Regions from separate parts of the Homo sapiens genome. Here regions 1 and 2 are each linked to region 3. Evidence: read pairs that join two places in POLR2A ChIA-PET (ENCODE). Cell type or tissue: OCI-LY7. All regions are shown on one strand. Links, peaks and the distances in the headings refer to the core of each region. The heading gives the core; the rest is flanking DNA.

Region 1 (10,679 bases), core at 4,831-9,830, 90 kb before region 3:
AAATATGGCACATATTTATTTGCTTCCTTGATTCCTGCCTGCTGTGCTCATTAGACCAGAGACACTGTCTGCCATGCTCTCTGCCAAGTCCTCCATACCTAGAATTGGGCCTGGCATAGAGTGGGGTCTATAAATATTGGTTAATTAATAAGTTAACTAATAAGTTCTAGTCCTTGCTTTTCCAATAACTTCCCATGCTACCCTGGCTGGAGAAAGCATTTCCCTTTCTCTGTACCTCATTTCTCCATAATCTAGTTCAACTGACCCTCACCAGAACTGAAGAAACAAAAAGCCCCAAATACATGCAAAGCGGACCTACACTCTGCATCACCATGGTGACGCCTCCCAGGGTCCCAGAGGGCAGGGAGGCCTCATCTTCCACCATCCCTAGAAATCTCTCTTTCCCCAGAGCCCAACTCCTTCTAAAGCTCTGTGGTTAACCCTTTCCAGGCAAGCCTTTTCCAACACTCTGTTAGGGTTACTAAATGTGCTCCCTACAAATGGACTAGGGCCAAGGAATTATGCAAGATCCTTCAAGCAAAGAGATGGTATTTTGTAACTTCCCTGAGTTTCTCCAGGAAGATGAAATGCACAACATATTTTAGAATAATATCAACCTACATATGTCAGAGAGGTAGTCTTGTCTGACCAAAGCCCTTGAGCTGGTGAGGGGCGGGGTTCCAGGTGCCCCTTCTGCTGCACTAGCATTGTATTCAGAAGTAATAAAGATGATGGCTTTCATGTAATGAGTGACGAACCCTTTGCATATATTCCTTCATTGAGTCTTCAACAGAAACTTATGGGGTAGGAAGTATCTTTATCCCCATTTTACAAGTGGGGAAACTGAGGCATATAGCTGTTAAGTAGGTGGCAGAGCCTGGCCTCGAAGTCAGGTGGGGTAGCACCAGAGTTTATGCTCTTAACCACTATGCTCTATTGCCTTATAACTGCCTTACACTGGGTACCTAGTTCATCCCAGGCTCTGTGCTTGGCATTGAGGCACAGACAAAAATAAAGCCTAGTTTCTACTCTGGAAGAGTTCATGCTCTAATGGAAAAGACAGACCTGCTGGCAGAGATGGTCATGAAGTGTCACAGGAACACAAAAGAAAGAAAAAAAAAGGCCCATGCCTGTAGGCAATCAAGGAAGGGTTCACAGAGGAGGTGCCTTTGAGTGGGCCATTGAAGGGAAAGTAGGAGTTTGCTACATAGACAATGGAGGGAAGGGCATCCCAGAGAGCAGAAGCTTCTTGGAGGCTCTGGGGAGGAGGAAGACACAGAGGAGCTGACAGAAAGCAGGACTGGAAATTAGGGAAGGGGCCCCATGAGGAGGGAGTTTGCCTGCCTTGGTCAGGGAATCTGAGAAGGGTTTAAACAGTGGAGGAATACGCTTGCCTTGCATTTTTGAAAGAGTTCTCAGGTAGTTGCATAGGGAGTGATTGTGGTGAGGAGAAAGAACTGCATTTGAGTGGATGGCAAACTTCATGTTTCCCCTCTGTGAGTGACATTGTGAAGAGGAGAAGAAAAGTGTAGACAGATATGGAGATTAGCATGCGTTTTTTTGTTTGTTTGTTTGTATGTTTTTGTTTGGGTTTTTTTTTAAGACAGGGTCTCACTCTGTTACCCAAGCTGGAGTGCAGTGGTGCAATCATGGCTCACTGCAGCCTCGACCTCCTGGGCCCAAATGATCCTCCCACCTCAGCCTCCCAAGTAACTGGGACTACAGGTGTGTGCCACCATACCCGGCTAATTTTTTAATTTTTTTGTAGAGATGAGGTCTCCCTATTTTGCCCAGGCTGGTCTTGAATTCCTGAGCTCAAGCAATCCTCCTGCCTCGGCCTCCTAAAGTGCTGAGATTACGGGCATGTAATCTGCCACTGCACCTGGCCAAAACTAGCATGTATTAAAACATATATTTGGCTTCAAGCATAGGAAAGGATGAACATCCACACCTACAGAACTCTCTCAACCTGAATAGGCTTTTTTTTTTTTTTTTAACTGCTCTTTGTGGAGTAGGGTTACCCCATAGGTAGTGTGCCCTAGCCCCATGTGTTCGTGTGCATTGACTTGAGGGCTCTGGCAGGGTTTCTACTCCCTCTTCTAAAACACCATCTCTCTGATGCCTGAAATTCCACTTTCAGAAATTATTCCTATAGGGTAAGTGCTGATCTCTCTTTTCCAGAATTTCTCTTATTTTTTCCAAAATGGTTTTTTTACTTATGTTTTAAATTTCCAAAGTGACATGGCCTTCTTATAGAAAAAGAATGCATTAAAACATAATTGGAAGTGTCTGTTATTTCCTCCCAACTCTGGCTTAGACTCTGAGCATCCCTCAATACCCATTCTCCATTCTTTGTTTTGGTGGAAGGACCCTGATTATATTCTGGGTGACAATGTGTCTTGCTAAAAAAAAACCCTTCATTTCTCAGACTTTCTTAGAGCTAAGTGTGCACAACCTATGTGACTAGGTCCTAGCAATGAGACAAGTGCAAGTGTTCTGGGGGCTTCATGGGAGATGACAGCAGGGAGTGGAGGAGCTTTTGTCTTTCTTTCCTCCTTCCAGCCTGCAACTCCATGTGATGTAACGACTGGAACTTCAGCAGCCATCTTGGATCATGAGGTGACCTTGAGGATAGAAGCTGCATACCCAGATAGTGATCAAGGGGCCACTGTACCAGTCCTGGACTGCTCGCCTCTTATATGAGAAAGAAAAAAATTTATGTTTATATATATATAAAATATAATATGTAAGTTATATTATATTTATATATTATACTTAATAAAATATGTAAGTTTATTATTTATATAATATATAAACATATATATTATATAATATATAATATATAAACATATATATTATATAATATATAATATATAAACATATATATTATATAATATATAATATATAAACATATATATTATATAATATATAATATATAAACATATATATTATATAATATATAATATATAAACATATATATTATATAATATATAATATATAAACATATATATTATATAATATATAATATATAAACATATATATTATATAATATATAATATATAAACATATATAATATAATAATATATGTTATATATAATATATAAACATATATAATAAACATATATATAATATATATTATATATTATATGTTTATATATTATACATATAATATATGTTTATATATTGTACGTACAATATATGTTTATATATTGTACGTATAATATATGTTTATATATTGTACGTATAATATATGTTTATATATTGTACGTATAATATATGTTTATTGTACGTATAATATATGTTTATATATTGTACGTATAATATATGTTTATATATTGTACGTATAATATATGTTTATATATTGTACGTATAATATATGTTTATATATTGTACGTATAATATATGTTTATATATTGTACGTATAATATATGTTTATATATTGTACGTATAATATATGTTTATATATTGTACGTATAATATATGTTTATATATTGTACGTATAATATATGTTTATATATTGTACGTACAATATATGTTTATATATTGTACGTATAATATATGTTTATATATTATATATAATATATGTTTATATATTACATATGTTTATATTTTATATATATTTATATTATATATGTTTATATTATATATATTTATATTATATACTTTTATATATTATATATATTATATGTTTATATATTATATAAAATATATGTTTATATATTATATATAAAATATGTTTATATATTATATATAAAATATATGTTTATATATTATATATAAAATATGTTTATATATTATATATAAAATATGTTTATATATTATATATAAAATATATGTTTATATATTATATATTATATGTTACATATAATATATAATATATGTTTATATATTATATATTATATGTAACATATAATATATAAAATATATGTTTATATATTATATATTATATGTTACATATAATATGTTTATATGTTACATATAATATATGTTTATATGTTACATATAATATATGTTTATATGTTACATATAATATATGTTTATATGTTACATATAATATATGTTTATATGTTAGAGAGAGAGAGAGAGAGAGAGATGGAGTTTCACTCTTGTCACCCAGGCTGGAGTGCAGTGGCGGAGTCTCTGCTCACTGCAACCTCCGTCTCCTGGGTTCAAGCAATTCTCTGGCCTCAGCCTCCCGAGTAGCTGTGATTACAGGGGCCTGCCACCACACCCGGCTGATTTTTGTATTTTTGTATTTTTAGTAGAAATGGAGTTTCACCATGTTGGCCAGGCTTGTCTCAAACTCCTGACCTCAGGTGATCCACCCACCTCAGCCTCCCAAAGTGCTGGGATTACAGGCATGAGCCACCACACCCGGCCAGAAATTTGTATTTTTAAGCTGCTATTGTTTTGAATATTCTGCCACATGCAGCTCAACAAATCCTGCGTAATACACCAAACATCCTGGTCTTTAAGAGAAACTAACTGGCCCAATAGTAGCAGCACCATGACTGACTGAGCCAGATATGGTCAACTGACCCCAGTGGAATCATCTGTAGGCTACATGAAGCCAGATCCTCCCTCTCAGGAACTGGAGGCCACAGAAAGTCTAGCTAGTTGGTGCTAGACTTGAAAGTCACATAGTCACGAGGTGCGGGGGCCACCATTTTAGGGCAGCCATTTTATGAGACCATGTGCAAGCTGACAGCTGAGTGAAGAGAGCTGTCTGCTGAGAGAAAAGATTGAGGTGGACGCAGGTAGCAGAGATGAGAAACGTAACAGATCCCTAACATAACCTAACATACAGTCCTGTGATTTCCTTTTTCATTTTCTAGGTTCCCCTTTAAGTAATGCATACACCAATAATACTTTAGGATAAATTACTTTTGTCATCTTCCCAAGTGGAGGAAGTAAAGGAGGAGACAGACAGGTAATATGAGGTTCAGGGGAGAGGATGCCAAAGGGATGGGAAGTGGCTCTGGCAAGTCTGCCCTCACAGCACCTGAGCCCAGCCCAGCATGTAGAACACTCTCCCTACTTTTGGGTCTGCAGGGGCTGGCTATAAAATTCCTGGAGAGATTTGTTCCAGAGCACGGGGTTTAACACAGAAGGTCAAGAATTAGCTGGAAGTATGGTATCTTCAGAGCAGGATCTGTGGCCCATACTTGATTCTGCAAAAATTCAAGATGCTTATATTTTGCTCTAAGAGACTGTGGTTTCTTTATTCTGTTGCACCAAAAACTTGCCACATCACACTTGAGTTGTTTCTTCCTCTTTCTCATATCCTAGGCAATAAACTGTTAACTAATATGAATAAAAACTCAGCTTTCTTAGTTACCTACCTAAACGAGTAGCCCCTGAAAAAGCTTTCAGAAAGGGCATCAGAAACACCTATACCCTCAAAGAGCCTCCAAAATCAAGTGCCAATGCCACTTTATTTACTTGAACTTATCTATACTGTTAAATAAAAATTGCAGGAGGCCATTGTTTTGGACTAAGCTCCTGCACTAGGCCCCAACAGACAAGACTAAAAATAGAGTCACGCTGGCTGGGCGCGGTGGCTCACACCTGTAATCCCAGCACTTTGGGAGGCTGAGGCGGGCAGATCACCTGAGGTCAAGAGTTCCAGACCAGCCTGACCAACATGGAGAAATCTCATCTCTACAAGCTGGGCGTGGTGGTGCATGCTTGTAATCCCAGCTACTTGGGAGACTGAGGCAGGAGAATCACTTGAACCCAGGAAGCGGAGGCTGCAGTGAGCTGAGAGTGTGCCGTTGCACTCCAACCTGGGCAACAAGAACGAAACTCCGTCTCAAAAAAAAAAAAAATTAGAGTCACGCATGCCAAAATTCCATTTCACCAGACTAAAACTAAGTTATCTGACCTTCTGAGAAATAAGGTAACAGCCAATTTTCCAAACAGGCCAGTTTCAATCTTCAGTTGGCACGATAATGAAGTTTCCTCTGCCTTAATCCTTACATGCAAAAGTTAGCCCGAAGTAACACAAGGTTCACTGATCAGTGATTTTTCTACTCTTCCATCTCCCTGTCCCGCCTTACAAGGCAAGTAACTTTGAAATGATCAATCTGCTTTTTGTTCTTTGTTTTTGCTTTCTTCAGCCTTTTCTGTCTGTAAAGCCAGCCTCTTCTCCTCAGTTCATTGGACACTTATTCTGTTTTATGGAACGAAGTGTTGCCCAATTTTAGAATTGCAACAAAGCTTGTTGAGATCTTTAAACTAAATTTGTTGTAATTTTGTCTTTTACGATACTCTTTCTCATGCCACAAGGGATCTAAGGGGGGTTCTGATCTCATGTGTCATCAGTATCATCCTCCAAGCATGTATTAAACATTGGCTACATGCAGAGGGCTAGAAATAGAACAATGGCTAACATGAATGGAACACTTACTGTGGGCCAGGCATTGTGCTAAGTGATTTACCTACATTAGTCTGTAAGAGGCACTACCGTGTTTCATTGAATCAACAATACCAACAATTGTGAGTTACACCACTATGTATTAAGAAAGAAAAAGGAATCTGTCAATTAACTGGAGCATGAAATACCAGTCAGGATATGCTAGACTGTGCTGTCAAAACACAGAACCCCAATCTCAATGGCTAAAGAAGAAAGGTTTATGCTTCTGTTCAATGCCCACCAGCTGCAGCTCAGCTCTACATCCTCTTTACTGTGGGACAGGGCCCACGAAACAGCCTCCATCTGGAACTTTGCTGGCTGCTGACGTGGATGAAAAGGAGCATGAGCTGAACGACAGTTGCCTTTGAAAGTGCAGCCCGGATGTGATAGATGTTGCTTGCTTCACACTCCATTGGCCAGGACAAGTCATATGGCCACCCTGGCTCAGGAGGTGGAGTGTGGGCTTCTCTGGCAGGGCACTCCTAGAGGCACTACAGTCGATCTAGGAGTGGGAATACACCATCTCCTACCCCCATATCAACTGTAAGACATAGCCCAATTTCAGAGAGATTAAGATGCAAAAAGCTGCACATCCTAGAATTGATGAAATACACGATATCATCCCCAGTACACAGGTGAGGAATGGAGGCTTAGGTGGGTCATAAAATGTGCTTGAGATCTTAGAGCGGCAGAGCTGGGGCTTCAACCCAGGTGTCACTAACTCCACTTTAAACCACCCAACTTCCCAGGTGTGGCCTAAATGAGTCCTTGAGTCCTTACCAAAATAGTAGGATCTGTCAGGTCCTGGGGAATTACTCTCTATTTATTTGTAATTTTTTTTTTTTTTTTGGAGATGGAGACCTGCTCTGTCACCCAGGCTAGAGTGCAGTGGCATGATCTCAGCTCACTGCAACCTCTGCTCCTCAGGTTCAAGCAATTCTTCTGCCTCAGCCTCCCAAGTAGCTGGGATTACAGGCTCCCACCACCACGCCCAGCTAATCTTTTTGTACTTTTAGTAGAGATGGGGTTTCTCCATGTTGGCCAGGCTGATCTCGAACTCCTGAGCTCAGGTGATCCACCCGCCTCAGCCTCCCAAAGTGCTGGGATTACAGGCGTGAGCCACAGCACCTGGCCAGTAATTTTTTTTTAAACCTCTTTTATTCAAAGATGCATTGAGTCAGCACTGTGTTAGGTACAACACTAAAGGCTAAGACTCTAGTTCTCCTAAATAAAATGCCCCAGGTCAGCCAGGGGCCAGAAGGAAAGATCCACAGAGGTCAGTCATTAGCTGTGGAGCAAAAGGAGTGTGCTCAGAGGGTAAGATACACGTGACCTCTTCCCATACTGGGCTGGCCCTGGTCATAAATTGTCCCGTAAAGAGATGACTATTTAGTCAGAGGCCTGGTGGGTGCAGTTTGAGTGCCAAGAAGCAAGTGAGCTGGCCGTTGGAATGTGAGTGTGGGTGGGTGGGAGGGGGAAGTGGCCACTGGCTTCCACTGAGTCACAGAGGGCTGGGTGCGGAGGCAGCTGGGCTCCACCTTGGCGCAGCAGGAAGGAGAAGGGCAGGAAGAGCAGAGGCTCTTCTGGGGTGGGGTGGGGCGCGGAGGGGAGGAGGGCGGGCTCAGGGCACAGCAGATCCAGGCTGCAAGCAGGCCTTTGGCATAAACACTGCCCAGGGAAAAGCACCCAGGATCCAGGTGGCCACCCAGAAGGCCCCTTCTTGGGTGTAAATTGGGGTTGCCGTGAGAACATCCAGAACCCCTGCTTTTATCAGGTGTGAAATTCAGAAGCTGCTGGATGGAGTGTCAAATACAGGTCCCAAGAAGTAGAGATTTGGGGTCCTTTAGTTGCCACTCCTCCTCCCAGAGTAAGAGTCTCAACATATTAACAATGGGGAGCACAGTGATGTGGCTCACACCTGTAATCCCAAGCTACTTGGGAGCTGAGGTAGGCGGATGGCTTGAGGCCAGGAGTTTGAGGTTGCAGTGAGCTATGATCACACCATTGCACTTCCAGCCTGGGTGACAGAGGGAGGTGTTGATTCTAAAAAAAAAAAAAAAAAAAATGGGGAAGAATAAGAAAAGCCGAGGGTTAGCGGGAAGAAGAGGAGAGTAGAATGGGTTGGAGGGGAATGTGGACAAAATGTAAACATTAACTAAAGCCTGCTCCAGGATGGCATCCCTGGGTACCTACAGCATAGTCTGAGTGTGCAGTGCCAGTTCTGCTTTATATAATAAATGGAGAGGAAGTGTGCTGGAGGCCTGTGTGTGCGTCCGGGGACCGTCAGTGTGGGCTCCTGCTAAACCCAGAAGTCAGGCAGAAGCCAAAGCTCCCAGGAACCCCTGGAGAGCAGATTCACCCAGGGCACTCTGCCCAGCTTGCTCCCAGCCTCCACATGCACTCCCGACCGTCAGACCCACCCTCCAGGGCTGTCATGTCCCTAGAGCCTGCTTCCTTTTCCTTTCCCTTTCCTCCCTTTCCCTTCTTTTCTTTTCTTTTTTTTCTTTTTTTTTTTTTTTTTTTGAGATGGAATCTCGCTCTCTTTGCCCAGGCTGGAGTGCAGTGGCGCGATCTCAACTCTCTGCAACCTCTGCCTCCCCGGTTCAAGTGATCCTCCTGCCTCAGTCTCCTGAGTAGCTGGGATTACAGGCACCCACCACCACACCCGGCTAATTTTTGTGTTTTTAGTAGAGACAGGGTTTCACCATGTTGATCAGGCTGTTCACGAACTCCTGACTTCAAGTGATCCACCCACCTCAGCCTCCCAAAGTGCTGGGGTTACAGGCGCCCACCACACCCGGCTAATTTTTCTTTTTTTAGTAGAGACAGGGTTTCACCATGTTGGCCAGGCTGTTCACGAACTCCTGACTTCAAGTGATCCACCCACCTCAGCCTCCCAAACTGCTGGGATTACAGGCGTGAGTCACAATGCCCAGCCCCTAGAGCCTTCTTTCACGTCGTCGTCTTCGCCCTGGATGCTCTCTCTCCTCCACAACCTTCAAGGCCATCCTCCTGAATCACTTCAGCTGCCGCTGAATAAGTGCAGTGTGCTCATTGCTCAGGGCTCCTCTGCCTACACAGGTGGGGACAGGACCCACCCTAGCTAAAAGGAAAAGGGAGGGACTATATTGTCTCATGTAACTGCTCTGAGGAAAGTGCCACACTAGAGCTGGCCCTGGGGAGCCCTGGCAGGCCAGCGACTTAAACTCTATCTGTCCATCTGTCCCTGCCTGGCTTTCTTCAGCATGGTTTTCTCTTTCTTTCTCTCAAGCTGGCTGCCCACTAAGGCCAGAATATGGCCTTGGGGCACTCCTAGTTCTCCCCTTACAACCTTGTAACCAATGGAAGCCACTTTTCCTCTCCTGGCTGATGGCTTTAGAGGTAACATCTCAGCGAGGGACTCTGGCTTAGCCTGAACCACGCTTGTACCCCAGGGGCCAGGGTGGTGAAGTCTGAGTAGAATTTGGAGGGGGTGGTGCCGGGAAGACCAGGGCAGTCTGAGGCACACGTTATGATGTCATATCATTTGCTAGTTGTTGCAGGTGTTAGTTAACTTCAGGGCCTCAATTACCCTTCTGAATGCCTCAAAATAGGGGACTCTCTCCTATGCTTGTTTTGGTGCCCAGTAAGCAGGCCCTCAATAAATGTTTGCTGACTGGTTGATTAACCATTAGACAAACAGGCCTGCCCAGGACGGCTAATCCCTCAAAATAAACACTTGTGAAACTCAGAGTTGATCCCGAATCCTGGGGATCTTTCAGGCTCTTTGTAAATCTAGTATTATCCAGGGAACGGCAGACCTCTGGAGGCTGAGCTGCCTTTAAGAATAAAAACCTCTCCTCTCCCTCCCCTCCCACTCCTCCCAGGACAGAGAAGGGCGACTTTTGCAGGGAGGGCACCTTCCAAGGATCTTTGCTCATTTCCCTCCCCACCAGGGATCCCTACCTTAAAGGTTGGGATAACAATTGCCTATGATGGGGATGGAGCAACAGCACTCGCCCAGCAGAGATGATACTAAACGTGCATCTTAGAAGACAGTCAATGGGTTATCGTACGTCATTTAACCTGTCCGTTTGAGGGTGGTCATTTATGTGCCTTTCAGCTTTTTGTCATCTCTCTTGTCTCCCACTTGGACATCCCAGGGTTGCCCAGCAGCGCCTCTGTGTTTCAGAGCCAGACTCCCTCCCATCCTTCCTCTGGACTTTTTCTCCTGAGAGCCAGTCTGCAGCTTCAAAAGCGGGTGGTTATACTCACTCCTCAGTCT
Region 2 (10,679 bases), core at 2,423-7,422, 310 kb before region 3:
ACCTTTCCAAAGGGGACACAGAAGCACACCATTTCCCCTCTGCTTTCATGGTGGATGGTGCCATCCCCACCAGCAGAAACCCAAGAGGGTCAACACAGGTCCAAAGTCCAATCAAGGCTGGGGTCCTGCCTAAGTCACCTTTTTGCCCTTTTAGCCCAACCCCACTGGGTAAGAGGCCTGGTGGGACCCTTCCTGTGCACAGGCCCATAGTGGTTCTGTTGTCGTAACGGTCCCCTCAGCAAGCAACTCAGGCCTGGCTCTGACTGTTCTATCCTAGAGAACAGCAAGTCAGGGCATGCCCAGGCCTCAGCTGGGCACTGGAAGAATGCCCTCCAAGATGCTTGGCTCTGCCTGGCAGAGGAGGCAGGACCCTCTCTTTTCTTTTCTTTTTTTCTTTTTTCTGAGACAGGGTCTTACTCTGTCACCCAGGCTGGAGTGCAGTGGCATGATCTCAGCTCACTGCAGCCTCGACCTCCCTGGGCTCAGGTGATCCTCCCACCTCAGCCTCCTGAGTAGCTGGGACTACAGGCACATGCCACCACGCCTGGCTAATTTTTCTATTTTTAGTAGAGACAGGGTTTCACCATGTTGCCCAGGCTGGGACCCTCTCAAAGCACAGAAACCACATCCAGCCTGTGGAACAGGTGAGAGCTACTTGTTCCAAGGATGGCCAGTGACCAAAGAGAAAGAGATCAGCAACTCTCCTCAGGCTGGCCTGGGTTATGCTGCACGTGGTGATGGAGGGAAGCTGTGGAAAGCTGGTGGGTAACAGTGGTAGGGTAAGTGTAACACAGCATGTGTGCACATGAGAGCAAGAGCCAATCAGCAGGCAGGCAGGCGAGGGAGCACAGGCCGAGCACTCAGGGAAGGATGATGATTTGGGAGCTGAATCTGCAAACAGGACCATTCCAACACAAAGAGGTTCAGGAACAACAGAGGGACATCACCCTCAGCCTAAGCATGCCAGCAAAAGTTGATGCTGAGAGCCCTGGTGGGATGGGGTAGGGGGCCAAAAAGCCAACAGGAGGAAGACCAATGCTGGGAGGATGTGGAAGGGGAGGTAACGGAACCGTGAATGCCCAGGATGTCGGCAGCCACCCGGAGTGCACTGGGCCAACCTCAAAGCTTAAATGTGGGCAGAAATGGCCTTGTTTCCTTAGTCAGGAGGCAAACAGATGGTAAGAGGAGATGCTGGTGGAGAGCCTGCAAAGGGGGAATGGCTGCGGGCTCATCTTACTCAGCTCACACGCTGGGAAATACCACCTAGATGGGCACTGCACACACTGAGGACGCCTTGCACTGGAATCCAAGAGGGCCCTTCCCTACTCTGCCTGATGGGGCATGCCAGGCTCCAGCCTGATTCAGAAGTGACCCTGGAGAAGAGCATGCCCTTCGCACGGACGCTCGTCTAGTTCCCACAACCACCAGGTGGGGCAGGAACTAATCAGAAAATTATTTTTGAAAGGTAATATACAGCTCAAATGTAAAATGCACAGCAGATGTAAGTCTCTCTCCGCCCTTGTCCCCCATTCCTTTGCCAAAATGAGCCAGGGCAGGCAGAACATCTATGACAGTGCCTGGCATGGTATGGACACTAAGTGTTGGCTGTTGTCATTAGTGTCATGGGGAGGCATGGACAGAATCAGTGTAACAGGTCACCTTACAAGGAAGGACAAAGGAGCCAAATGGGAGAAAAAGCAGCCCATTTTTAAATACAAATCAAACAAAATATTTACTACTAGATACTCCCACAAAATCAGGGAACCAGCCTTACTAGTTTTGTGTATGACCCTTGTTTCCTGATGCAAATATCTATGTTCATCCTTCCCCCACTTTTGTTCCCCCAGAAACTGAGTCTTGCTCCATCACCCAGGCTAGATAGAGTTCAGCGGTGTGATCTCAGCTCACTGCAACCTCCACCTCCCGGGTTCAAGCGATTCTCCTACCTCAGCCTCCCGGCTAGCTGGGACTACAGGCGTGCGCCACCATGCCTGGCTAATTTTTTTATATTTTTAGTAGAGATGGGGTTTCACCATGTTAGCCAGGCTGGTCTTGAACTCCTGACCTCAGGCAATCCACCCACCTCCCAAAGTGCTGGGATTATAGGCATAAGCCACTGTACCAGGCTTATCCTTCCCTCCCTTTTTTTTTTTACATAAAAGTAGCAAACTGTATAGGTCATACTATTCAGAACCTTGGTTTTCTTTTCTCTACAAAAAATATCTAGGGGCTCATTCCTAAGCAATACAGCAGGTCCTTCAGTAACATCACTTGGTACGATATCTTTTTTTTTTTTGAGACAGAGTCTCACTCTGTTGCCCAGGCTGGAGTGCACTGGTGCGATCTCAGTTCACTGCAACCTCCGCCTCCCTGGTTCAAGCAATTCTCCTGCCTCAGCCTCCCAAGCAGCTGGGATTACAGGCATGTGCCACCATGCCCAGCTAATTTTTTTTTGTGTGTGTATATATATATATATATATATATTTTTTTTTTTTTTTTTTTTGAGACAGAGTCTCACTCTGTCTTCCAGGCTGGTGTGCAGTGGTGTGATCTCGGCTCACTGCAACCTCTGCCTCCTGGGTTCAAGCAATTCTCTGCCTCAGCCTCCCGAGTAGCTGGGATTACAGGCACCCACCACCACACCTGGCTAATTTTTATATTTTTAGTAGAGATGGGGTTTCACCATCCTGGCCAGGCTGGTCTTGAAATTCTGACCTTATGATCCACCCGCCTCAGCCTCCCAAAGTGCTGGGATTACAGGCGTGAGCCACCGTGCCTGGCCAATTTTTGTATTTTTAATAGAGACGGGGTTTCGCCATCTTGGCCAGGCTGGTCTTGAACTTCTGACCTCGTGATCCACCCGCCTCAGCCTCCCAAAGTGCTAGGATTACAGGTGTAAGCCACACCGCCCAGCCGGTCCAATGTCTTTTCATTATATCATTGATAAGAAACCCTGATTCCTGACTGAGGTCACTGTCTGTATGGAGTGTGCACATTCTCCCCATGTCTGCCTGGATGATATCCAGTTCATCTGGATACTCGGGTTTCCTCCCACATCCTGAAAACATATACTTAGGTGAATGGGGCTGACTACATGGTCCTGGTCTGAGTGTGGGTAGATGAGTGAGCGTGCCCTGCCATGGGATGAAGTCCTGCCCATGATTGGTTCCCTCCTTACACCCTCAGCTGCTGGGACAGGCTCCAGCTACCTGCGAACTTGAACCCATTTGAGTAAGCAGGTAAATCATAATCTTGTGTTTTTTTTTTTTTTTTTAAGATGAAGTCTCGGTTTGTCACCTAGGCTGGAGTGCAGTGGCGTGATCTTGGCTCACTGCAACCTCCGGCCCCTGGCTTCAAGCAATTCTCCTGCTTCAGCCTTCTGAGTAGCTGGGACTACAGACACTCACCACCATGCCTGACTAATTTTTGTATGGGGTTTCACCATGTTGGCCAGGCTGATCTGGAACTCCTGACCTCAAATGATCCGCCCTAGTTGGCCTCCCAAAGTGCTGGGATTACAGGCATGAGCCACCACGCCTGGCTCATCTTACTTGTTTTTATTCATCTTTCATAAATGTATGTACAGCTCACATTTATTTCACTATTTAATTTAAAAGTGTTTTAGTCTTTACTTAGAAGTTTGGTGATGCTTTCATGACCAGAAATATGCCATAGGAGCTTAACTCTTATTTATATCAATTAGACTATGGTAAAATTGGTTTCGTTATATGTCCTTTCAAGTGGCAGAGTCACGGTTTCCAAGAACTTACTGACGACATCAAGTGAGGACTTACCGTACAAAGACAGCTTCCTCTTTTTCATTACTGACCAGTACTGTATTCTGGTGTAAGGACGCACTAGTTTATTTCACCAGTCCCTTATTAGTGGACATTTGGGTTATTTCTAGTCTTTTTTGCTAGTCCAAACAATGCTATGATGAGTCACTATGCACACACATTTGTGCTGGCACATCCTCAGCATGAATTGCAGAAGTAGAGCTGCTGAGGCGAAGGGTGCTTTTGCACACACTGCCAAGTGGCCCTCTGCTGAGTGGTATCACTCTACACTCCACCAGCACATGTGAGGGCCAGTTCCCACGGGAGCCAGGGTCTTTAATCCTCACGTCACAGATGGGGAAACGAAGCCTCTGAGTGAGACAAGTCCAGGACTGCCCAACTCCAGAGCCCAAGCTGTTTATGAGCCAACTGGGGAATAAGTGATCAAACAGTTAAGCCACAAAGCAGAAGAGAGAGAAGACTGGTGGAGGGACAAAGAGAAGAGTGACAAATCTTGCTGAGACAGAGATCTTACGGAGCCACATCCTCACCTTGTGGCTCATTAAGAAACTGCACATGAAGACGTTTACAGGCAAGTTTTGTTTTCATAAGTAGGGGAACAGCTGCGCCCGTGAGCTAGAAAAACCAGGGTGAAGGCTGGGTATAGCCCATAATTCCCAATTGCTACTTCTTGCTCCATTTCTTTTTTTTTTTTTTTTTGAGACGGAGTCTCGCTTTTTCGCCAAGGCTGGACTGCAGTGGCGCTATCTCAGCTCACTGCAAGCTCCACCTCCCGGGTTCACGCCATTCTCCTGCCTCAGCCTCCCGAGTAGCTGGGACTACAGGCGCCCACCACCGCACCCAGCTAATTTTTTGTATTTTTAGTAGAGATGGGGTTTCACCACATTAGCCAGGATGGTCTCGATCTCCTGACATCGTGATCTGCCTGCCTCGGCCTCCCAAAGTGCTGGGATTACAGGTGTGAGCCACCACGCCCGGCCTCTTGCTCGATTTCTAAAAACTCTCTCAATGGCTAGAGATTCCCCACACCTCTCACTAAAGGGTGCGATCTTGAGACAAGGTGCTGGAATAAGATGATGATGGGGCAAGGGAGGGGTGCAAACAAATTATCCCTTTGTTTTGATCATGTACTTTTTATTCATCTTGTCTGGACCTCATTATTCAAAAAAGAAGGTATCTATTTAGCCTGGAGAGATAGGGAGTGGTGAGCTATTACAAACTATTCAGTTGACATCCCTAAGTAACTTACAAGGATACACACAAACCTAAACTAGGTTAGTAGTGTGGCCAAAGTCCCTTCAGCAACCAGGTAAGAAGATCTGAAATTCAATGATTTTCAAGGAAATTGTACGTCTGTAAAGACGGAATGAAGGTAGTTACTTTCTTAGACTGGATAAACAGTCCCTTCATAATCTTATTAATCTGCCTGACAAATCATGCTTTTCCCCCCTATTATACAAGTTTATTATGAGAACCAAGACAGACACATGTGAAAGAAAATAAAAACCAATCTATAATGCATTCAAAACTGTCTATGAAATGTTACCAAAATGCAACGAAAGGGAGAAATCAGTTGGGATAAAAATAATAGGGGAAAACTTCCTGAAGTAATGACTGAAGACAAACCTCTTTTAAAACAGCAATCATGCCGAAGAAAACACTGGCCCAGGCTATGATAAACGCACAAGTTTTGGATTCCTAGGACTCAACCCTGTCTGCATCTGGCCGGTGGCCATCTGTAACACTGCATGAAGGTCTGGTCTTCATTTCCATAGATCCGAGATTTTACACATCATTCCTCCTAACCCTCTGGGGTAGGGGTGGGGGCGATAGATTCAGGTTGCACTTCTAATAAGAGGCAGCTTATCCTTCTCAGACTGGTGAATAGCGCTTGTTGTCTTGGACCCACACAGTCTCCCAGGTCATCAGCTTTAAACAATTTCCTAATGTGGGGCCTCCCGTTCTCGGATCACACATTTTACAGTGCTCCTGGAGGCTAGCAGCTCCATGATGGGGCACAGGCCCCCGTCGCCTCCCAAATGAAGGAAGTGCCAGGAGGTTGGACTGAATGACAGGAGACATCAGAGCACAGACAGTGAACTCAACCTTACCCTCTGAGAAAGGTCTGTACACAACAGAACTGCCTTGTCCTTTGTCAAACCAAGAGACAAGCCACATAAGCTTCAGGATATTCTAGGGACCATCTGGACTTTGCTATTAAAATTCTGTTAGTTTCCAGAACCTGAAGAGGCTGTATGATCCACCAGATATAATTAGGAGTGATGTAGGCTTGGCTTACTCTTGCCCTACAGTAAAAATACGCCCACAAATCATGCATGTGGTAACACAAACTCTAAGCCTGGACATCTGACCCTTCTTCGTATATGCTGCATCACCCTAGGACACTCCTGTCACAGCTGCCGGGCTTCCTCCCACTCACTTCTGTCCAAGATGGAGAGAGGAGGACTGGGAACTGTGGGAGGGGTGAGGCTCTGCTCTTGCTCTTGACTAAACCCCTCAAACAGATGAATGATCAACTAGAGAGCAATCCTCCTTTCAACAAAAAAGGACCTCCCCTAGGACTATTTTTTTTTTTGAGATAGAGTCTCGCTCTGTCGCCCAGGCTGGAGTGCAGTGGCACGATCTTGGCTCACTACAACCTCTGCCTCCCGGGTTCAAGGGATTCTTGTGCCTCAGCCTCCCAAATGGCTGGGATTACAGGCGTGCACCACCATGCGTGGTTCATTTTTTGTATTTTTAGTAGGGACAGGGTTTCGATATGTTGCCAAGGCTGGTCTCGAACTCCTGAGCTTAGGCAATCCACCCGCCTAGGCCTCCCAGAGTGCTGGGTTTACAGATATAAGCCATCACGCCCCGCCTCTTTTTTTTTTTTTTTTTTTGAGATGGAGTCTCACTCTGTCGCCCAGGTTGGAGTACAGCAGCGAGATCTTGGCTCATTGCAACCTCTGCCTCCCGGGTTCAAGCAATTCTCCTGGCTTAGCCTCCAAAGCAGCTGGGACTCCAGGTGCGTGCCACCATCCCCGCTAATTTTTCTATTTTTAGTAGATACGGGGTTTAACCATGTTGGCCAGGCTGCTCTCGAACTCCCGGCCTCAAGTGACCTGCCTGCCTCGGCCTCCCAAAGTGTTGGGCTTACAGGCGGGAGTCACCGCACCTGGCCAGGACTCTTTAAGTCGTGAGCTCCCTTTGAAACAATCTCATTTATACCAACTTTGCCCAGGGAGCTCTGTTCTGGCAAGGGCTCGTCTCTTACCTGAGCGCACAGTCACCTGTGCCAGCCACAGAGGCCAGGTGTTGCTAGACTGAGCAAGCCCTATGAGTTCAGGGCCAAAACCTCCAAACCTGTTTTCACAGGAGGCCACAGGAATAAGTGATAATTGCCATGAACACACAGTGGCAGAACCTGCCCAGAGAACCAAAGAGGCTTTCCATGCTGCTCTTTCTCCAATAACATGAAACTGTCCACAAGGAAACAGAAGGCAGGACCCAGCAGAGCTTGCTGGAAGAACTCTGGGGGAACTAGATTTATGGAATAAAGGAGCTTAAAGGCAGAGGCCAAGCAGGCATGGGAGGTCACATGAAAGGAGGTAAAGACACGTAGGGGAAGCCAACAAAGGGGCCAGTCACAAAAGGTGACTGAGGCCTGCTTCAGGGTGGCGTGGGTGCCAGGAAAACTGTGGCTGGAGGCCTGAGACTGGGAGGCCAGCAGCAAAGAGCAACTGCTGCTCCACCTGCTCCTGCCCTGCTGGGAAGTCCCCCTGGAGCCCCACAGTCCCCCACACCAGCCCTGTCTTTCACTGTGGGATAGGTCACTCTGAGCACTTTGTCCCCCTTCTCTGCAGGTAAAATCAAAGTAAAGTGAAAATGAAGAAAAGACTCAAAGCTACGGAGGGTAGACTGTGTCTGCTGTGGCTTGGCCATGGGCCGAGGCCATCCCCAGGATCCTTGGGCACCGGGAGCCCCTTCTTTTCTCCCCAGGGCTGCTTCTGGAAGTTTTGCTTAGAGTCAAAAGAACAGAAGGAATCTCCCAGGGCCCTAGGAGGAGCCAGTGGGTCCCTGTAGATCAATGCGGTAGGGAGGGCTGTGGGCTAGGCTGCTTGGCTGTCTGTTCCCTCGCCTTCTCACTCACTTATCTGTTGGCTGACTGACCAGGGCTACCAGACAGCCTCCCAGCAAGGCCAATGTTCTCATTTACAAGGCAAGGTCTTTAGGTAGCCCTTTTTTTTCTTTTTTTTAATTTGAGATGGAGTCTTGCTGTGTTGCCCAGGCTGGAGTGCAGTGGTGCTATCTCACTGCAACCTCCACCTCCCAGGTTCAAGCAATTCTCCTGCCTCAGTCTCCTGAGTAGTTGGGATTACAGGCACCCACCACCACGCCTGGCTAATTTTAGTATTTTTAGTAGAGACAGGGTTTCACCATGTTGGCCAGGCTGGTCTCGAACTCCTGACCTTATGTGATCCTCCTGCCTCGGCCTCCCAAAGTGCTGGGATTACAGGCGTGAGCCACTGCGCCCAACCTAGATAGCCTTTAAAGAGATGTAAGTCACATCTACAAGGAGCTTGACTGAGTCCCAGCTACTCCTCCCCTCAACCCCAAGCTCTCTGGCCTCCTCAGCAGTCAGCAGAGTGTCCATGTGTAACAAAGCTCAATGTACAAGGATGCTGAGGGCTGAATATGTCAATCAACAGCACCTTTTTTCTCACTAAAGAGCAAAGCAGAAAAACACCTTCCTTATAACAAAAGTCACTGTCAGAAGAGGCTGTACCTGGACCACATGGGTGCATTTCCACAGACCACTGCTTTTACTATACTGACAGTTTTTATTTTTATTCATTTATTTTTTTTTAAGAGACGAGGCCTCGCTATGTTGCCCGGACTGGTCTCAAACTCCTGAACTCAAGCAATCCTCCCTCCTTGGCCTCCCAAAATGCTGGGATTACAGGTATGGGCCACTGTGCCCGGCCCTGACACTTTTTTGTGAGGTCATCAGGCTGCACGTATGAAGACTGAGAAGAATCTTACCGCTCTCAAGAGATACTATTAAGATTGCCACTCACTGTACCATAGCATTCTCTTTGGAGAAGCCATGGGAGAATTCTCTGGCCTCAATAACAGAAACAGCTGTCTCCATTCAGCAGACATTTTCACTTTATAAGTACTGGCAAAACTGATAAAAAAAAATTTCCCTCTTTGCTTTGGCTGCTACAAAGCTCAGGGCCAAATACACAATCTCACCTGAGTAAAAGGCATAGGACAGAGAGGTACTTGCCTTTTTGTGCTAATTTCTTCCTTGACTTTCTCCTATTTTTTTTTCACTCCATGTGCCTCAATTGCTGTTATTAAAAATCTTATTACATCAAAGTATGTTGGAACAATTCCTCAAATAGTTTTTTTTTAACAAGATAGAGAAATTGTTAAAACAAAAAATAGAAAAAAGCTCCTAAACCCAAGATTTTATTCCAATACCATAAGAAAATAAAACCCATTTACCCAATACTTCTAAAAAGCAAATGTAGATACTAGGGTTAGCACTTCACTATCAAAGTGTGATCCAGCACCAGCAGCATCTGCATCACCTCAGAGCTCGTTGGGAATGCAGATTCTCAGGTCCTGCCCCAGAACCTTGGAATGAGAACCTGCATTTTAGCAATATCTCCAGATGACTTGGTAAGAAAAATGTTTCAGAAGCACTGGGTTGGTAAGTAAGGCTGTTTCAGCACCCTGAGAAGGAACAACTAAAATAGCTTTACAACCATTCCTTGGGTGCCTATATGCCAGCCACACACAAGAAGAAAATTTATGGCCCTTGTCTTCAAGGCCTTTGCAACAGGACATTAGAAAAGGCTTACACCTTGTGGCAGGTTTTTAATGGCTAATTATAGAATACCACAGCTGAAAGGGAGTCCCCAGAAATAATAGTATTCCCTAGAAAGAATTTGAGATTCATGATGGCTATGTTAAAAACAGAATCACAGACCTGAATTTCTCCTGTGCCAGTTACAAGTGAGGAGGGGAAAGGTATTTGTTTTGGAAACTGGAAATAATTTAAGAGAAACCAATATGCCAAGGGAGCTTACAGCTACAAGGAAATGTGCAACTTAACCTGTTTCCTGTAACCAGAAAGTGGTGCAGGAAAACCTGGAAGTGACGCAGTGTCCCCCAGGAGTTGTATCTGACACTTCTAGCTGGCAGACAGGTCTAAAGCCAACAGGAACATTTCTTGGGCTTTTCATGATGTTGGTGAACAACATTAAAGATAGGAGACAGTTTCTTCATGAGAACAGATTTAAGTTATAAGGAGAGTCCACCTCCATAAGCTCTGCTTCTTTCTGGATGGATCAACCAGGTAAAGATTTTTTGTCAGCCACATGAGGCCCCCATCTATTTAGCTCCTCTGATTTTACATGACCATTTCAGATAACAGACCCCGTTAAGAATGTATCAAGTACTACTGTAACTCTTGGCCAAATTGCTATTTGGCACCAAATCAATCTTTAGTTGGTGGTGAGACTCCAGACACATAAACAGATAATCTTCTACGGAATACTTTCACTGTGGAAAGAGAATCAGGAAAGGCTAAAGGGATGTTTAAAAATCAGACATCAGGCTGGGCATGGTGGCTCACGCCTGTAATCCCAGCACTTTGGGAGGCTGAAGTGGGTGGATCACCTGAGGTCAGGAGTTCAAGACCAGGCTGGACAACATGGCGAAACCCTGTCTCTACCAAAAATACAAAAATTAGCGGAACACGGTGGTGGGTGCCTGTAATCCTAGCTACTCGGAAGGCTGAGGTAGGAGAATTGCTTGAACCCGGGAGGAAGAGGTTGCAGTGAGCTGAGACTGTGCCATTGCACTCCAGCC
Region 3 (10,679 bases), core at 3,790-8,789:
GTTTCTCCTAGCTCACTGTAATAAGCATGTTGGATTTAGTTTGCTAGTATTTTACCTATAATTTTTGCATCTATGTTCATAAGTGAAATGGGCCTATTCTTTTCTTGATCTGTTCTTTTTTCAGATTGAGAATCTAATTTGGCTGTGTAGGTTTAAAAAAAGTTTTTCCCTCAACCTTCTTTTGCTCACAATGGCCTTTTTCTTCATTTGTTTTGTAATTTGGATTGTGAGCTCATGTTTGCCTAGGCTTTATATGTAGAAATTCTATGAGGTCTGGGTGGAATCCTTTATCCTTGATAGAGGATTTGCTTTTGCTTCCTGATCTATGTGGGTAGTATATGTTCAAATCTGTTTAAAAGGAGCTTGGCTCACGCCTGTAATCCCAACACTTTGGGAGGCCGAGGTGGGTGGATCACGAGGTCAGGAGATCGAGACCATCCTGGCTAACACAGTGAAACCCCGTCTGTACTAAAAATACAAAAAAAAATTAGCCGGGCGTGGTGGCAGGCACCTGTAGTCCCAGCTACTCGGGAGGCTGAGGCAGGAGAATGGCCTGAACCCGGGAGGCGGAGCTTGCAGTGAGCCGAGATCTCGTCACTGCACTCCAGCCTGAGCGACAGAGCGAGACTGATCAGCTACAATCATAAATATATAAATAACAATAAAAAGGAAATCTTTTATTATGACATACTGTTTGTTTTTCAGATTTTAAAAAAGACATCCAACTCATAATCACAACAGATTAGAAAGTAGAGATAAGCAAGAGGAAAACTATATAGAAATGAACCAAATTCTGCTTATCTCTGACAAACACACTTAAAGCCTCCCTACACGTTTCCTCAGGTTCCTGTTTTAATGTTGCATGTGTGTACTTTTGAGCCTCTCAAATAGATTGTAAGCCATTTGAGACACCAAAAATCTCATATAGTACTTTATCTTTTAAATAACCATCACAGCCTTAGTACATCACTATTACATCACTAGTATACTACCAGTACATCACTAGTACATCTCACTGTTTGGAAGAAAAATGACAATAATACTATAATACTATAGTTGTTGAAATTAATACATTGAAATTTGCATTTTGAAATGTTCCTACATAGAAAAAATTCTGTCTCTGTGTATTTTAAGATCATAAACTAGTAAGCTTCTCACATATTACAATTCATATACAACATCAATTACAGTGATTTTTTTTTCAGGCATATATGATCTTTATTTGACTTGCCCATACTTCTTAGTGCTGTAGTTATGAGGTATGCTCATGTTATTTATAGAAGACTATTGGCCATCTTCATCCTCTTTTTTAGGGATCACTCCTTCCCCGCAAGGCCTGTGTGCAAGCAGTGTAGAAGGGGAAGTGAGCACAAAAATGAGAGGTAGAAAATATAGGCCGGGCGCGGTGGTTCATGCCTGTAATCACAGCACTAAGGGAGGCCGAGGTGGGCAGATCACAAGGTCAGGAGTTTGAGACCAGCCTGACCAACATGGTGAGACTCCGTCTCTACTAAAAATACAAAAATTAGCTGGGCATGGTGGCGCGCGCCTGTAATCCCAGCTACTCAGTAGACTGAGGCAGGAGAATCACTTGAACCTGGGAGGCAGAGGTTGCAGTAAGCCGAGATCGTGCCACTGCACTACAGCCTGGGTGACAGAGCGAGACTCCGTCTCAAAAAAAAAAAAAAAAGGGAGAAAGGAAATAGAAATAGATACACATAAGAAAGGAAGAGGAGGAAAGGAAGAAATAAACAGGGGGTCTCAAATTTTCAAAACAAAGGAATAAACAAGGGTTCTCAAATCAAATATTTATTTTAGTATTTTAATATTTTAAAATGTTAATATTTATTCAAGTCACCTGGGATATTTGTTTAAAGAGCAGATGTCCAGGTAGAGCCTACAGAGATGATAACTCAATAGGTTTCAGCAGATCCAGGAATTTGGGTGTGTCTTCCCTTTAAGAAACACTGGACTAAGGAGAGCACAAAATTAGAAGGCACACGGTAGGGCCTGGATGCATGCCAGTAACAACTGACACAGGGGCAGCTTCTGCCACAAGATGCTAACCCTAGGTATTTGCAGATCCTCTGAAAGATACTAGTGAATGTCTACTCAACTACATACTACGCACTACATTCTAGTGTATGAAGAAGATTCAAAATCTTCTTCAGGGTTATTCATATGTAAAACAATACTCTGATCAATTATAGTCACCTGAGTCATGAAATGACCTCACAGTGGAGGAAATAAGAAAGGGGCTTCTAAAATGTATCATTAGCACATTCTTTTTTTTGTTTTTTTTGAGATGGAGTCTCCCTCTGTTGCCCAGGCTTGAGTGCGGTGGCGCGATCTTGGCTCACTGCAACCTCCACCTCCTGGGTTCAAGCGATTCTCCTACCTCAGCCTCCCCGAGTAGCTGGGACTACAGGCACGCACCACCAGGCCCAGCTAATTTTTTTCTTTTTGTATTTTTAGTAGAGACGAGGGTTCACCATGTTGGCCAGGCTGATCTCGAACTCTTGATCTCAGGTAATCCGCCCACCTCGGCCTCCCAAAGTGCTGGGATTATAGGCATGAGCCACTGGACCCAGCCAGCACATTCTTAAATGTAGTTCAATAACCCACTTTGGAAAAGAAGTGAATTTTTCCCACACAAGGGATCTAATTTGTTTCACTTACCACAGGGTGACCTGGCTAAGGGAACACTGTCCACTTTTTGCAAATCATGTCTTGGGATGAGGACACTGGCCTTCCTGCACTGTGGAATTCCAAAGGAGTTTCAGCATACTGAGAGGCAACACATACACAAGCTGTGTGCTACAAGAAGTTTGTGGCACAGCTCATTTTTGTAAGTGGACTCAGGACTACTGAAAGAAATCATGGAGTAGGGCTAAAATCAGAAAGGGAAGAGAAAAGAAGTGTCAGGCTGTATGTCTTAACAGGCCCAGGGGAAGGATCTGTATCCTAAAATGACAATAATCAAGGAAGGTCCCAATATGACCAAAGTAAACCTTTGTGTTCACTTAGTATCTCTCTTCTGAATTCCAGAGCACTGTAGGTTTCAATTTCATATATATATTTGAAATATATACATATATATACATACACACACACGTATGTAAAGATTTCGCTCACTTCAAGACTCCAAAGCTAAATTATTCCTAGGTCTCTCCAGATGACTCCTTTGTGGAAAGGGGATGTCGGGTATTCTAAGTGAATTTGAGTAGAGATACAGTGTCTAATTTGCCTTTCCTTAGTTTCTTCACAGAAGCAATTGTCTTTAAGTCTCAAATTACGTGCAGAAATGCACCTGTGGGGAAGAAGGTGGGTTCTTGCCAGTGTATTTGCTTTAGTGAACATCTCCATTCAGGTTTATTGGTGGTTACAGTTACAGTACTTTCAAGTACAAGGGTGTGTAAAGGGTTAAGGTCTGTAAAATGATTGCTGGACAGTAGCCAAGAAACTGTGAAAAGCCATAACTCCTGGGAATCAGCAGGGAGGAGAAGATCTAGTAGTGGGTGCTGCGGAGCACCGACGTCAGGGTTCAAGGTGAGCCAGTGGGAGGAAGATCCGTGCGGGAGGGAGGGTTGGAGGAAGCTGAGGTATCGACATGCATTTACAGCTTCGCTCATACCAGGTTAAGAAGTGCCTTTTCCAGAAACTCAGTAAAGCAACAGGACGTATTCAGGAGCTGTTTCGACCTGCCCACACCCTACCCTGACTTTCCCAGAAAACAGGCAAGCAAGCAAGGGGCAAATGTCACGGCCAAGCCTCCCGCCTACGGCTTCCAGCCTCCTCAGATCCCAGCACACAGCCCCGCCGGACTTCCCCCGGAGCGGTCTCCAAGAGTGGGCACTGCGTGATCTGATTCACTCCAAATCTGGCTGTCCCCCGGGAGTGGGGTTTGGCCGTAGGGGCTCCCCGGCAGCGCCAGGCAGAGTCTGAGCAGCAGCCGCCGCCTGCACGCAGAGTTAGGAGCCAGCCTCCGCCGCCGCCTCCTCCTGCCGGATCAGAGTAGGCAGCACAGCCAGTCCCCATCGCTGTCACGCAGCCAGCAGCGGGCCGCCGCCCCCCCGCGCAGCCCCGGCCCTCACACTGTTATTTGCGTGACTGACCCGAGCCGCGCGGGAGGGGAGGGCTGGCCCGGAGAGGAGCTGGTGGAGAGGAGGAGGCCGGGCCCGCCCGCTCCTTCCCCTCTGGCCGGCTGCGGAAGCCCTCTCCTCCCCATTGGCCACACGCTCGCGTCCATCACTCCCGCGAGGCGCTCGGATTGGCAGAAGGCGCACTTCTGGAGCGAGGAGGGCCGAGTGACTCCGCGGGTCTCCGGCGCCTCCTCCTTCCCTCCACCCCACACTTGAACGTCCACCCACCTCTCCCCACCCCCCACTCCACTGCCCCCGCCCCGCTCGCGGCAGTGTCCTTAGAAGACTCATTGGGCCAGGGGTGCAGCCAGCCGCTTAACGAGCCGCGCCGCCATAGGTCGAGGCCCACGCCCGTCGGAACGATGGGCCTCACCATTGGGTAGCTCCGCTCCGCTCCGCCCCCTCAGCTCCTCACCCTCTCGTCGCCGCCTCCTAGCTCACCTCTTTCTCGGCCCCCTTACCCCGCCCGTCCCCGCCGCATCACCCCTGTCCAGCTGGGCGGGGATTGCTGTACGACTCTGTAAAGTCTGTGAGTCACTGCACAACCCATCAATCCAATTAAATGTCTTGAGCGAGCCGAGCAGGCGGTGCTGCCGCCCGCCGCCGCTCGCCCCGCCGCGGCCGCCCCTGCTCCTGCTTGCAGCGCCCCTCTGATCCATGGCTGTCTGTCTGTACTTGTTACGGTGTAACATCCTCCTCCTCCTTCTCCTCCTCCTCCTCGGGAGCCGCTGCAACTTCCCCTCAGCCAGCCTCCTCCTCTGCCTGGGGACTGCAAAGGCATGGGATAGACCCAGAGCCGCTTCCCTCTGTCTCCCCTCCAGCCCTCGCTCAATTTTCCCCCCTTTAAATTAAAGTCTGTTCCTCGCTCCTCGTCGTTTTAGAGATTTATTGGTTGGTCTATTATTTCCCCTGATTTTATTTTCCCTCTCTGGGGCAGAGATCGTAGGGGCCGGTGGGTTTATTTTAGGGAGGGGGCGCTCCATCACCCCACCCCTCCGTTTCTCCTTCTCCCTTTTCGGCCGTGACTTGATTTCCCCGCTCCTCTGCGCTCCCACCCCTCGAACTCACCGTCCTGTACTCGAGTGACGCACAGACACCCCCCGCCCACAGCCCAGACGCCCCCTCCCTCGCTGCCACCCCGACCCGTCTCGGAGCTGGACTGGGTGCCGACTTCTTCGCAGAAGGGTGAGTGCTGTGCTGGGTTGGGTGAGGAGGATCTGAAAAAATGTGGTGGCCGGTCCACTGTTGGGGAGGGCAGGGATCAGGTTGTGGGCTGCAGGTTCCCGGTCCGGCGTGGATTTAAGGTGGCGACTCCCTCCTTTCCTCCCTCCCTCGCTCCCGCTTCCTCCGCCCCTCAGCTCCTTATTCACCAGCCTTGCTGTATATCTAGGTATTGCCAGACTTCCACCATCGGGGCATTATAACGCTTATAAAACATTTGGTAATGGCATGCTTTCTGTCTTTAGGATGCTTAGAGAGCAGTGATAGCCACCAATGTGATCTGATAGATTCTATCACCTGCAAAAAGTGTAAAAGGGACGATGGGTACGTTTTCTTCTAATTCAAAGTTAAACTTTTATTCAATAAAGGCAAGGCAGAAAGGTATTTTTAATTTTAATGCGTGGCGATAGGGCAGCGATAAAGCAGAGAAAGACAGATTGTCTAGTGGCATTGCTTAGTGTTTTTATTTGAAAATAGTTTTATGGGTTCCCTATTGAAAAAATATCAAGTCCGTATCAAAGGTTATGAAGTCTTTGAACCTGTTGGGGGAAAGCAAGGTAAGATGGAAATCCAGCTTGACACTTCATCTTTAGCTCACCTCTGTTACAGGGAGGCATTACAACACAGAGTTTTAAATTTCTCAGTCACTGGACACAATGGAGCATGTTAAGGATATGAGAGAAATATGGATTATTTCTCTTTTGATATCCATCTTTTGTGTACTTCATTGCTTGTTCAGCAATGTCATACTACAGAATTTTGTAAAATTTTGATTTGGTTTCTTGGTTGTCCATAGCTCAGAAGTACAAATACCTGTCTATATATGCTTTATGAGGATGTTGCCATATGCATCTTTCATATTTTGTTTGAAATAAAAGTAAAAATTATGAGAAATAGTTGCTCAGAGTTGGCTTCTGAGGTTGCTTTTTAGAATTCAGCTGTTTTAAAATGGTATTACTCTTTTTGAGTCAAGTTCTGGGCTAGTTGTCCACAAGATTCAAATGAGGCCAAACCAAACATGTTTTGAAACATTAAAGTACAGGAAAGGCCTCTTAATAGTTCATTCTCTCCTTCTCTTTCAGAGTAACCAGAATAAGTTGTTACTAAATTTAATTTTAAAGAATAGACTGTTCCTGTACCGAAATCTGCCAAGTTGCTACAGAAATATTTCTTTTTAAAGAGCAGAAATGTGTTTATGATCAGCCCAAAGTAGTAAAGATGAAAAGTGACTTAAATGTAAATGCTGTCTTAAAGAAATGCTTGTCATAAGCCCCAAAACCTTCCAGAGTGTTTCAGGAAGACTTACACAAAACCTTTTTGAATTGTTTAGTAAATTTTATCATGTGACCTTTTTTATGAGTGTAAGACTGAATTATTGAAAGACCTCATAGCACAAGGGAGCCATGCTGCCAGAGTTTGAATCTTACCACCATCCCTCACTGGCTGTGTGACCTTGGGGGACGTTTCTAACCTGGCTTTTGTGGGTTTTGTCCTGTAGATGGAAAGAATGACTTCTCAAGGGGTTGTTGTAAGGTTGCATGAGAGTACATGTCACAGAGCACTCCAGGTTAGCTACCCCATCATCACCAGCAGTCTTAGAGAGGTGTCTAGTGTAGTGGTTAAGAGTAGGACCTCACGCTGGTTCATGCCTGTAATCCTAGCACTTTGGGAGGCTGAGGTGGGAGGATGGCTTGAGCTCAGGAATTTGAGACCAACCTGGTCAAGATGGTGAGATCCGGTCTCTACAAAATAATTAAAAAAAAAAAAAAAAAAAAGTGGGGCTTCCAGAACCAGATTCCGTAAGTTTAAACCCCAGCTTTTCCTCATTATCTTTGTGACCTTGGCCAAGTTAGCCTCAGTTTCCTCATCTGTAAAATGGAAATAATAGCACCTACTTCATAGGGTTATTGTGATCGCACAGAATGAGTTAATATATGCAAAGATCTTGAGTAGTCTTTGGTGCATCTTTGCAAGTTTAACTCTTATGTGCTTTGCATATCTTGAAATATGAATATGTTTTTTAGACAATTTTTTGTAAAGATAAATTTATTGTTATCAATAAAATAATCAAAATTTTTATCAATATGCCTAATGTTTTATGAGATTTATACTTTTAATCTAGAGTTTGTATGACTCTTTAAGAAATAGAGCTACTGGACCAGGCACAGTGGCTCATGCCTGTAATCCCAGCACTTAGGGAGGCTGAGGTGGACTTTGAGCCCAGGACTTTGAGACCAGCCTGGGCAACACAGCAAAACCCCGTCTCTACAAAAAATACAAAAATCAGCTGAATGTGGTGGCACATGATTGTAGTCCCAGCTACTGAGCCCTGGAGGTGGAGGCTGCAGTGAGCTGTGATTACGCCACTGCATGCACTCCAGCTTGGGCAACAGAGACCCTGTTTTTTTTTCTTTTTCTTTTTCTTTTTTTCTTTTTTTTTTTTTTTTGGAGACAGAGTCTCTTTCTGTCGCCCAGGCTGGAGTGCAGTGGTGCAGACTTGGCTCATTGCAACCTCTGCCTTCCAGATTCAAGCAATTCTTCTGCCTCAGCCTCCTGAGTAGCTGGGATTACAGGTGTGCGGCACCACGCCCGGCTAATTTTTGTATTTTTAGTAGAGACACAGTTTCACCATGTTGGCCAGGCTGGTCTTGAACTCCTGACCTCAAGTGATCCACCCCTCTTGGCCTCCCAAAGTGCTGGGATTACAGGCATGAGCCACTGTGCTTGGTAAGACCCTGTTTCAAAAAAAAAAAAAAGAAATTTAGCTATTGAATGAATTGAGTTGATCCCCTTTCATTTAAACTTGCATAATAGAATGTACATACCTCTATTAAAGTGTAATACATATCACACATTTGCTGTTATCTGTGGTTTTCCCTCCTGTTAAACAAAGCTCTTTGAGGGTAAGAATAGTATTTCATTTATAATTTAATCTCCAGTGCCCAGTACCTTTTATTTAAAGAAGCTTAATTAATGCATGTGAAATTAATTAAATAATGCTACTCTCATGTTTATAGTAGTTGAGTGACATTATAAGTGATACTTATACAAATATAAGTAATACTATTATTTGTATTATTGAATTGAATTTTCACTTTCTCAATTTTTGCAAATAGAGAATAAATGAGAGGAATTACAGTATAATTTACTCTTCATTATGGAACTATTTTTTATTTTCAAGGTTAAACAGAAAATAGTCTGAAAAGTATGCCTGTCATATCCTTCTTTGATACCTGACATGTCCAGTTTTTAATCATAAAATCTGACTCCCACACTTTCTGTCATTAAGTTGGATGTTGTTAATAATTAATATGAATTATATGAATTAGATTTGGAATGTCCCAAAAATGATGATATGATGTTATTATCTGTTACAGATTAATAATAATAATGTATCAGCCTAATCCTGTGAAATTTAAAATGGCATCATTTCCTTAGGGACCACATCCTTATTCTCTTTCCATTCAAGAGTGAAACTTTCTCTTGAGCAGTCTTAATAAATAATTAGCTATTGAAATAGCTGCACTAAATAGTGTGGCAGGAATCATAAAGGAAGCATATGTAATTAGTAAATAAAACACACTCTAAACTTTACCATACGCTTAATATGGTTACTCAATTGGGGAATATATTTTTCAAAATAAGCAAAGTTCATGGGGCCTACCGCCTGCCTCATTTATAGAATCATTCTATTTTACTTGTCAATAAAATCCAGTCTAATTACTGAGCCCTCTGAAGTTATAAAAAGCCAGAATTATCTTTCATTAGAGATCCTTGGTAATAAAATCTGAATACTAATCTACTCAGAATTGTTACAGTGTTCCATCACATTGTTAAAACTTTTCAAACACATATATGAAATATCTATTACAATGTGGGCAATTTTGTGTATATAAATCTTCGTTTAACCAAATCATCAGTTACCCAGTTCAGTTGAATATATTACATTTTCATTGGCTAAAATAATTAATTTAGAAAACTTGCCCTTTTTTGTTTTGATACATTTAAAGCAGCTAATCTACAGTGAAACTTTAAAAAATAATAATTTATAAGCACTTAGAACCTATGCTTAAGTGTTTGGTTGCAAGATCGAAAGTCTATTTTTCACTTGACACATTTTAGCGTGCCATTTATTCTATAGGTCACACCTCTTTCTTTCTTTCAGCTTTTTTTTTTGTGAGGACATTTGGGTATTTATTAGTGTTTTACAGACATATACAATTTCCGCAGGTTTTTTTTTTAAACAATGTTTGTTGTGTACAATTATTTGGAAAGAAGAGCAAGGAAGGGTAGAAATAACCTTTGAGGCTTGCGATTTCTATCCTTGTCTTCTAACATTAGGAACATGGATAACTATCTATACACTTTGTCAGTAATCAAAAGGAGAAGAAAATAACGTATGCATTATCTTATGGCATAAACTCAGAATTAAGGTCCATGAAGTTCTATACTGAGTGATGCTACTGATTGGCATGTGACCTTGAGCATTACACTTAACCTTTACCACTCTCCATGAGTGAAGGCAGTTACCCTCTGCTCACTCACAGAGGAAGTTGTAGGGGTCAGTTGTAAGTGCTTTTTAAAAGCATTTGAGAAGGACACAATGCAAGCAAATACAAAGTAAACATTAGCATTTATAAATGAATATTTGTTCATCATTATTTAAAAATTGTGACCTTTCAGATTTTTTACCTAATGGGCATTTTTCCTTTTAATTTTATATGTGAAGAGACTTCTTACTAGTATGTTCACAAAAATATATATATGGTACCTTTTAAAGAAGCAATGAACTTTGGTTTAGCTGAATGGGGTTTTAAATGTTGTAACACTGAGATTTTGGTACATCCTGGGTTATAACAGATGTTGATATTTTTGAGAACAAACTTCAGGTATCTTGAGAGTTAATACATTTTATTAAGTTAAAGTTTATAAAACTTATATTTGCATTGCAGGAAAACATGTTCAGACTTAGATTCCATTAGCAGTGTATTTAAATAGAAAAATTAATCATATTATTTACTTTTAAATTTCGAAAGGATTACTTGGCTGTAGGACCCATCTTGTTTTATTTTATATTTTTATTTTTTTGAGAAGAATGGAATCCCTGGAAAGGACCCTTCTTTATACTAACTTTTTTTTTTTTTTACCTTGAATGCAGTGAAATATGCATTATTTCAAAATATAGTGGCTTGGAGGATTTAATTTATTTCAGCTAATTTTGTATTTAGGAAAGCTAGGGAAGGCCTGTGTGGAAAGGCTGCGTTTTAAGAAACTGTGTCCCTAACAATGAGTTAGGAATTATTAAAATTTAAAAGT

The links. ChIA-PET counts read pairs that join two places held together with the same protein. Peaks named below come from ENCODE experiments on the same cell type or tissue, not always from the same donor. Only the 100,000 strongest peaks of a DNase experiment are listed, where the experiment ranks them.
Region 1: POLR2A ChIA-PET joins it to region 3 with 20 read pairs; 24 of 35 experiments call an interaction of 5 or more read pairs at or near these places.
Region 2: POLR2A ChIA-PET joins it to region 3 with 19 read pairs; 9 of 35 experiments call an interaction of 5 or more read pairs at or near these places.

Annotation. Positions count from the first base shown.
Region 1 is chr2:64,836,195-64,846,873 of GRCh38, reverse strand. It overlaps LINC01800 (long intergenic non-protein coding RNA 1800), which reads left to right. Exons shown (of 5, transcript NR_110224.1): 5 at 1-744. Among named protein-coding and RNA genes, the nearest start is that of LINC01800, 22 kb to the left of the region's middle. RefSeq lists enhancers at 6,703-6,752, 7,329-8,528. In OCI-LY7, for the core only: no CTCF peak of the experiment used is centred there; DNase peaks (open chromatin) are centred at 6,763 and 8,663; H3K4me3 peaks cover 1,625 bases; H3K27ac peaks cover 2,660 bases.
Region 2 is chr2:65,058,551-65,069,229 of GRCh38, reverse strand. All of the region lies in intron 1 of CEP68 (centrosomal protein 68), which reads right to left. Among named protein-coding and RNA genes, the nearest start is that of CEP68, 7.5 kb to the right of the region's middle. RefSeq lists enhancers at 127-893, 894-1,662, 7,548-8,049. In OCI-LY7, for the core only: CTCF peaks have their summits at 4,119 and 4,323; DNase peaks (open chromatin) are centred at 4,029 and 4,319; H3K4me3 peaks cover 844 bases; H3K27ac peaks cover 1,326 bases.
Region 3 is chr2:64,744,929-64,755,607 of GRCh38, reverse strand. No RefSeq gene overlaps it. Among named protein-coding and RNA genes, the nearest start is that of SERTAD2, 96 kb to the right of the region's middle. RefSeq lists silencers at 3,886-4,885, 5,217-5,286, 9,828-9,907. In OCI-LY7, for the core only: CTCF peaks have their summits at 4,768 and 4,970; DNase peaks (open chromatin) are centred at 4,447, 5,527, 5,937, 7,767 and 2 weaker places; H3K4me3 peaks cover 4,813 bases; H3K27ac peaks cover 4,930 bases.